Linked DNA regions of Homo sapiens: region 1 is linked to region 2. A link is an interaction called in ENCODE POLR2A ChIA-PET data of the cell type or tissue named here. Cell type or tissue: PC-9. All regions are shown on one strand. Region 1 overlaps SKAP1 (src kinase associated phosphoprotein 1). Region 2 overlaps NFE2L1 (NFE2 like bZIP transcription factor 1).

What was found. ChIA-PET counts read pairs that join two places held together with the same protein. Peaks named below come from ENCODE experiments on the same cell type or tissue, not always from the same donor. Only the 100,000 strongest peaks of a DNase experiment are listed, where the experiment ranks them.
Region 1: POLR2A ChIA-PET joins it to region 2 with 5 read pairs; 3 of 35 experiments call an interaction of 5 or more read pairs at or near these places.

The regions. Positions count from the first base shown.
Region 1 is chr17:48,239,453-48,243,452 of GRCh38, forward strand. The region is part of intron 4 of SKAP1 (src kinase associated phosphoprotein 1); the gene reads right to left. Among named protein-coding and RNA genes, the nearest start is that of SKAP1-AS2, 53 kb to the right of the region's middle. In PC-9, no CTCF peak of the experiment used is centred here; DNase peaks (open chromatin) are centred at 1,299 and 1,769; H3K27ac peaks cover 3,870 bases.
Region 2 is chr17:48,058,792-48,062,791 of GRCh38, forward strand. NFE2L1 (NFE2 like bZIP transcription factor 1) reads left to right here. Exons shown (of 6, transcript NM_003204.3): 6 at 1-2,754. The coding sequence ends at 850. Among named protein-coding and RNA genes, the nearest start is that of NFE2L1, 12 kb to the left of the region's middle. In PC-9, no CTCF peak of the experiment used is centred here; no DNase peak of the experiment used is centred here.

The DNA.
Region 1 (4,000 bases), 180 kb after region 2:
AAAAATGTGATGGATGGTAGGGAAACCTCAGGGAGTTAATCTATTCTTCCATTAAATTTTACTTTAATTGGTCTGTGAGTCAATCAGAAACTCACTAGACAGTGAATTAAGAAAGAAAAGAGTGAAATAGAAAAAGCTTTCTTTTGCAGTTACTATATTATAATGCAGAATTATTCTTCCATTGAAAGAAAACTGAGACCATTGGTCCATACAAATAATCCCTGGCTCTGTAAAGAAAATGAGAGAAAAACAGGCAACCATGAATCCTACTCACTGGTGACATTAACACATATGACATTACACATACTCACACGTATCTCACCAAGGAAAAGCAGGCTTCTCAGACCCCCTCCACCCCCACCAACAGTAATTAGAATGAGAGAGAGAGAGAGAGAGACAGAGAGAGAGAGAGAGAGAGAGAGAGAATGAACTTGAATCATGGCCTCTAAGAAAATTAATACAAAGAAAAATAAGCTGTTGAGAACCTCTATCATCAGTAACATAACTCTATAGGTACAAAAGAAGGTAGATGTTAAAGACCAAAGGTGGATCAGCTGAAATGTTCATGGATTCAGTTAGTAAAATGTTTGTGCAGTATTTAAGGCCATAATGGGCTCTGATAAAGATTCTCAGAATCTAATAATGGCCTCTCTGGACTTCTTGTCTAATTAGTGGAATAAGGAGCGAGCCAGCTTGGAATTGAGCATTGCTAGATATGAGGGAGAAGGGAAAAAAAAAAGCCAAAGCTGCAAGAAAAATAAACCAGAGTAAAGGAGAAGAAAAACAAGAGCAGCCAGTGCTTTCAGAACTGCTCCTGAGCTGACAACTGAAGTTTATGCCTTGAAATATATGATAATAAGATTTTATGGGAGTGAGCCCCAGGGACCCAAATGTCTCTCTGTAAACAACGGACCTCAGGGAAAAGCCAAGGTTTGAGTAATGTACTCAGTCTCCACTCATGATAAAAAAATAAAAAAAAGCAAAAAAGCAGTGAAGACAGGAAATAACTCCTTTTATTCTAACTGTAGAACCCTGAGTTGCAGCAAATGCCCTCTGAGGGCAAAGACAATCGACAACCAGTATAGAAATACAGTTGTCCCATATTCAGACAAGGGATTTAAACCTCAGCAGCCTCAAAAACCTGAGGTTGTATGAGAAGAACCTAGTAAAGTGCTGCCTGTCCACCCTTCACACATGGGCAATATATGTCCAGAAACCAAATGGTTTATTGTGCAGTGTTGTTCCAGTGGAATTACTGGAGGGACATCAGAATGACCTAATCCTTGAAGCATGTGCCAGTTATCCCAGTGCTGCAAAGAGTTAAACCTGAAAGTGCTGCCTGTTCCCACTCGTTCACAATCCAGATTACCTAGAAAGATATTACCAGCTGAACTCCACACATAGTATGATGGCTTCCTTTGAAGACTTGGGTCAGGTAAAGCTCAAAGTTAGCCTTAAGCAACTACTAAACGATGAAAGTCCCTAGTGTACTCTGAGACTAAATCAGGTTGCCTTTAAAATTCTTCATCTTCAAAGACAACAGCTCTATCCTCTTTTTATAAATGTGAGGCCATGAGACAGCAAAGTGCTATTTCTACTGGCATTAGTTCCACCTTATATATTAAAAAGATATTTGTTGTGCCCTAATCACTCTGGGTCCAAGATCATAAGGGACCTTGTTTCTTGGTGGGAGGCTATAGTGTGAAAAGGTTACTTAGTCATCACTAGCCTCTAGCAATGCTGGAACACCACACATGGGGCTCCTCAAACAGGAAGTCAAAGCCAGTTCTGACCCCTGGATGAACTCTGCATTTTCGGGCAAGAGGCCTGATGAATCTCCAGGGACAGTGCTGCCCTGTGTCTCTGTGTCCATATGTATGTGTTTACTCCTCTGTGTGCATGTGTGGAGGTGGGTGGTACTGAAGGGAAGCAGGGTGTGAAGGTTCTGGATAATTATGAAAATTAGATCTTTTACAGCAGGCTTCAAGCTCAATTTGGGCTGACAGCTCATGAACAGATCATCTGAAGTCTTAATAGGCCAATGCTAGTTCAATAGTTGTATGGTTAAATCATGCACATTTGTGCCTCAGCTGACACAAAAAGCAGACCCAGATGCCTCACATGGATCATGCAGATAAGTCTATATTTAATACTCTTCCTCTCTCGGGGAAGGCCTAACAAAGCAAAACAAAACAGATCTAAAACCATGCTTAAAACTTTCACCAGCCAAAGAAACATTCCAACATTCTTTTCACTATAAAACATCTAATAGTAGAAATGATACATGATTGATAAAGTGATTCTAAATATACTTAATTCTGGTGTCTTTTCAAAATATTTCTGAACCCAGCAGTAACAGATATAATCTTCCAAACTGGGAGTTTTTTCCATTTTTAGTTACCTGTCCCAAAAGCACTTATTCTCTTACTTTCCATTCTTTGCTGGTAGTTTTGTACAATGATGTCAAGATATCAAGGCTCCTGACACATCCTGAATTCTGAAAGAATGTGCTTCCTGAATATTCCTGATAATGGGCTTAGTATCAAAGGGGTTAATGAGGTTGAGTTAAGACAGCATTTCCTGCTTGAAGGAGAACTGAGTCCAACAACACTAGAAGCATTTTCTTATTATTTTTCTCTGCGTTTGCAGTAACTGCTTCTCCTGGAAGCTTTACCTGGGGGAAGGGATAAAGCAATATCACTAACCTGCCTGGCATCTGGCTTCCAGCAGGGAAAGAGGCTCATCCACCTCACCCCTCGGGCTTCTTTAACTGAATTAGCTGTATTAAGTGCCTTGGTAGCCCAGGGAATGAACGTCGTTGATCAGTGTGCCTAGAAAGGCATGTTTTCAGGGTATAATTCTGCCGGAGGAGAATGGACTCCCCAGCACATGGGCCTAAACTGCAGAGTAACAGAGCCCTAAATCTCCAGTTACAGATTTACAGCCTCCATTCTCCTTCTTTACTGCAAATACAATCCGGCAGTAATGGTCTAACACAGCAACACCATCACCAACTGGCTGATGGCTCGCATAAAAGCAATGTCAACCAAAAACTATGAGTTTATAAAAGGGAACAAACCCTCAACAGTGACAAGAACATGAAACCCATTAACAATTTAAACACTCTCCATTTTTTATTTCCCACCTTGAAGCTATTATTGCTGATAGAAAGCTCCTCAGTGGAGTTAACCACTGCAAGGAAGGGTTAGGAAGCTAGCTTAACTCCTAAGACAAGGGGTTATGTGGTTTGAACCATTTGATGGTGTGGTTTGAACCTTTGTTAATAGGAAGGCCATTTGATAACCTGTAGTGCAAAAGAAGGTCTTAGAATACTGTAAGTGTGATAGGATCTCCCCTAGTAGGTCTATCAAATTATTCTCAGGAACCACACTGAATAAAAACGGTTAGAATTGGATTGGCTAGTCTATTGAATATGCCAAGACTTGAGCCTGTACTGTAAAAGGAATGGTAGAATATTTTTTGGAGAAAGTTCTGTAAAAATCAAGAATCAACTCTTGGCATTATAACAATAAATGCTTATATGAAGTTTTATTTCTGTGATAGCTCTAACTCTTCGAAGGAACATTGCCACCACAATATTTCCATTTTGCAAATTGACTATACCTGGACTGTGATGTAAAATGTAACTCGTCACACACTATTACCTTCCAGTCTTTAGGTAATCAGATACAAACATTATAACTAATTTCTCAACTTAACTACAGGACTCTCCCATTTAAAACAAATATTACTGTGGAATTCTCTGGTGAAAAATGCTTGAGCAAGCCATCTCCCTCCCTGCCCTTTCAAATTCCCTGACTTCCCCTAGTAAAAATAAAAATAGGACTTTAAAGAGATATAATAAGCCCATGATTGGGTATTTTACCCCCAAAACAAAACTTCTTCCCTTTGTTCTATAAATCAGACAAACCCAATGGCAATAAGAAAGTTGTTCTCTTTGTGGTTTTGAGCTTTTTGCATGTGTAATTTGTCAAACAGT
Region 2 (4,000 bases):
AAGCAGCTCTGAAGGCAGTTCTTCCTCTTCTTCCTCCTCCTCTTCCTCTTCTTCCTCTGCTTCTTCCTCTGCCTCTTCCTCCTTTTCTGAGGAAGGTGCGGTTGGCTACAGCTCTGACTCTGAGACCCTGGATCTGGAAGAGGCCGAGGGTGCTGTGGGCTACCAGCCTGAGTATTCCAAGTTCTGCCGCATGAGCTACCAGGATCCAGCTCAGCTCTCATGCCTGCCCTACCTGGAGCACGTGGGCCACAACCACACATACAACATGGCACCCAGTGCCCTGGACTCAGCCGACCTGCCACCACCCAGTGCCCTCAAGAAAGGCAGCAAGGAGAAGCAGGCTGACTTCCTGGACAAGCAGATGAGCCGGGATGAGCACCGAGCCCGAGCCATGAAGATCCCTTTCACCAATGACAAAATCATCAACCTGCCTGTGGAGGAGTTCAATGAACTGCTGTCCAAATACCAGTTGAGTGAAGCCCAGCTGAGCCTCATCCGAGACATCCGGCGCCGGGGCAAGAACAAGATGGCGGCGCAGAACTGCCGCAAGCGCAAGCTGGACACCATCCTGAATCTGGAGCGTGATGTGGAGGACCTGCAGCGTGACAAAGCCCGGCTGCTGCGGGAGAAAGTGGAGTTCCTGCGCTCCCTGCGACAGATGAAGCAGAAGGTCCAGAGCCTGTACCAGGAGGTGTTTGGGCGGCTGCGAGATGAGAACGGACGACCCTACTCGCCCAGTCAGTATGCGCTCCAGTACGCCGGGGACGGCAGTGTCCTCCTCATCCCCCGCACGATGGCCGACCAGCAGGCCCGGCGGCAGGAGAGGAAGCCAAAGGACCGGAGAAAGTGAGCCTGGGGAAGAAGGGGGTTTGAAGCCCACCAAGACCGAAACTGGAGAAGGGCTGGACCTGGACCTGGACCTGGACCTACAGCGGGGACTTAAATGCCTTCTTATCCAATATATCTTCTCAGATGGGATGACTGCGGGTCAGTGTACAGGAAGAGGCAGGCACTGGCTGGCTCAGCTCCACTCGGGTGGAGTGGAAGTGGCCAGACCATTTAGACGGACAGGGTCCTCACCCTACCCCTTTCCTGTGAGGCAGGGGTGGTGGTGGAGTTGCTGGAGGTAGAGGAGCTATGTGGAGCAAAGGCCGACAGAGGGGAAGGAATGGACCTGTGAGAGGAAGGGAAGGTGGCAGAAAGTCTCATTTCAGGAAGGAGGGATAGAAGGAAGGAAGGAAGGAACCCCCCCCCCCCCGAAAAAAAAATCAAAGCGGGAAGAAAATCAGAGGGAAGGTTAAGGTTGGCTCTGGCCAGGATTCCAGGCAGCAGGTTGGAGTGACTGGTGGGCCTAGATCACTGGTGTGATAAACCCCAATTTTCACCCCGGGGGGGGTGGGGTACACAGACACAGGGTGGGGGTGGGGAGGGACGGTGTTAACTCTTTCTGCTCCTTGCATTTTGACATCCCTGAAGGGGAGCTCTTGGATATCATTGGCCATGTTTCAATCGAATGGAGCCACTGGGCCCCAACACTGGCTTTGAGATTTAGAGTCAAAGGGTAGAGTGAACAGGAAAGGGTCACGTGGTCCCATGTTGCAACAGCCCCAACATCACGCATGTCATTCACTGCCTTGCCACTCCATCTCCCTCCGTGCTCCAGCCACCCCTGAGCTGAGGCTCCCATTGTCTCCATCAGAGCCTGCATGTGTATGCCGTCCTCCCCTGGTCCGGTGTTTGTGTTCCCCACCCCTCACAGACTGCCTGAGCTCTTCTGTAAGCTGGGGTAGGGTGATGGCAGTGCTCCGGGAACTGGGCCTGCAGCCTTCCTCTTCTGGGACTGCTGTGAGGCAGAGGAATGATGGAGAATCTAGTGTAGCAGCCTCCAGGCAGGATTCAGCACAACACTGGGGAGTCACCCTTCCCTCGGGCCTCTGCCTACCAACAACTGGGCTTATCACTGGGAAAACACAAAAAATTACACAACCCAGCAACAACAAAAGAACTAGTCCTCTTAGAATTTCTTGCGCTTTGATTTTTTTAGGGCTTGTGCCCTGTTTCACTTATAGGGTCTAGAATGCTTGTGTTGAGTAAAAAGGAGATGCCCAATATTCAAAGCTGCTAAATGTTCTCTTTGCCATAAAGACTCCGTGTAACTGTGTGAACACTTGGGATTTTTCTCCTCTGTCCCGAGGTCGTCGTCTGCTTTCTTTTTTGGGTTTCTTTCTAGAAGATTGAGAAGTGCATATGACAGGCTGAGAGCACCTCCCCAAACACACAAGCTCTCAGCCACAGGCAGCTTCTCCACAGCCCCAGCTTCGCACAGGCTCCTGGAGGGCTGCCTGGGGGAGGCAGACATGGGAGTGCCAAGGTGGCCAGATGGTTCCAGGACTACAATGTCTTTATTTTTAACTGTTTGCCACTGCTGCCCTCACCCCTGCCCGGCTCTGGAGTACCGTCTGCCCCAGACAAGTGGGAGTGAAATGGGGGTGGGGGGAAGCACTGATTCCCAGTTAGGGGGTGCCTAACTGAGCAGTAGGGATAGAAGGTGTGAACCTGGGAGTGCTTTTATAAATTATTTTCCTTGTAGATTTTATTTTTAATTTATCTCTGTGACCTGCCAGGGAGAGGGGAGAGAGAGAGAGATGCTGTTGAGCACATGACAAAATAAAATAAAATGGATGATTCATTCTTAAGTGCACTTTTTCCCCACTTTGAATTTAAATTGAGAATAAAGGAAATGGACTCATTGTAGGGAGGACTGGCCATTGCGTGGCTAAGGCAGAGCTCACATGGGAAGATGGGTGGAGAACTGGGGAGGTTGACAGTGGGGAACTTCAAAAGGCAAGTCTTAAATATTGTATTAAACCTTGGGGGCAGGCATTAGACACCATGTACTTCATAGGGTTAGCCAGCTCAATCCTCTCAGGAAGGATTCGGAGTTTTTTTATTCTCATACAGCTAGGATAGGTGGAGGTGTCATTTAACCCAGCTCTTTACCTGTCCACCTGCTACAAACTACATTTTTAAACTCAACTGTGCTGTTATTTTTCTATTGGCCTCACCTGCCAAAGGGGTGCAGAGAATTGGAGTGTAGTTATGATGTTGAAAACCTGAGAAATCCATGGCAGCGACTAACATGTGACAAGCACTACTGTGTTAAGCAGGAGCAGGGCCACTAAAGAGAAGCAGGAGGCCAAGGTTTAGGACACTGGGAAACCTCCCCAGCTGAGGGGGCTAGAATCTGCTTTCCCTCAAACTGCTCAACTACCCGCCCTGTGAAGAGCTGTAATGTGTGAAGGTCTCTGGGATGCTGGAACTTCCACATGCCCATGTTAGGGCAGGTGTTTAGTAGATGCTGGAAGAATGAACACTCACTCAGCAGTCTTTTTATTGGCAGGGTCTTGCTTTGTCTCCCAGGCTGGAGTGCAGTGACGTGATCTCGGCTCACTGCAACTGCCACTGGGCTCAAGCCATCTTCCCACCTCCGCCTCCTGAATAGCTGGGACTACAGGCGCACGCCACCACGCCTAGGTAATTTTTGTAGAGACAAGCTTTCGCTATATTGCCCAGGCTGGTCTCAAACTCCTGGCATCAAGTGATCCGCCTGCCTCAGCCTCCCAAAGTGCTGGGATTATAGGCGTGAGCCATTGCACCTGGCTTCTGTGAGATTATTGGGCAGGGTTTAGGAGTGGAAGCTATGATCCTCTTAATGGAAGCTGTGATCTCAAACTCCTGGATACCACCCTGTAACCTGGTTCAGCTCAGTCCTTTAGTGATACTACTTCAGTAATGTTTACAATTCAGTAGAATTGTAAGAATAATGATGGTTTCTTATGTTTCAGTTTATAAGAGCCTCTCCACAACTCCCCAGTCTCCAGTTGGAAAGGTTTGGTCATATCAAACAAGAACTCTTTCCTAATTCAGAATTGACTAAAGTCTGTAAGCCAGATAAAACCAAGATACGTAAAGGGGTGAAAAAACCAAGACTAAAAATTAG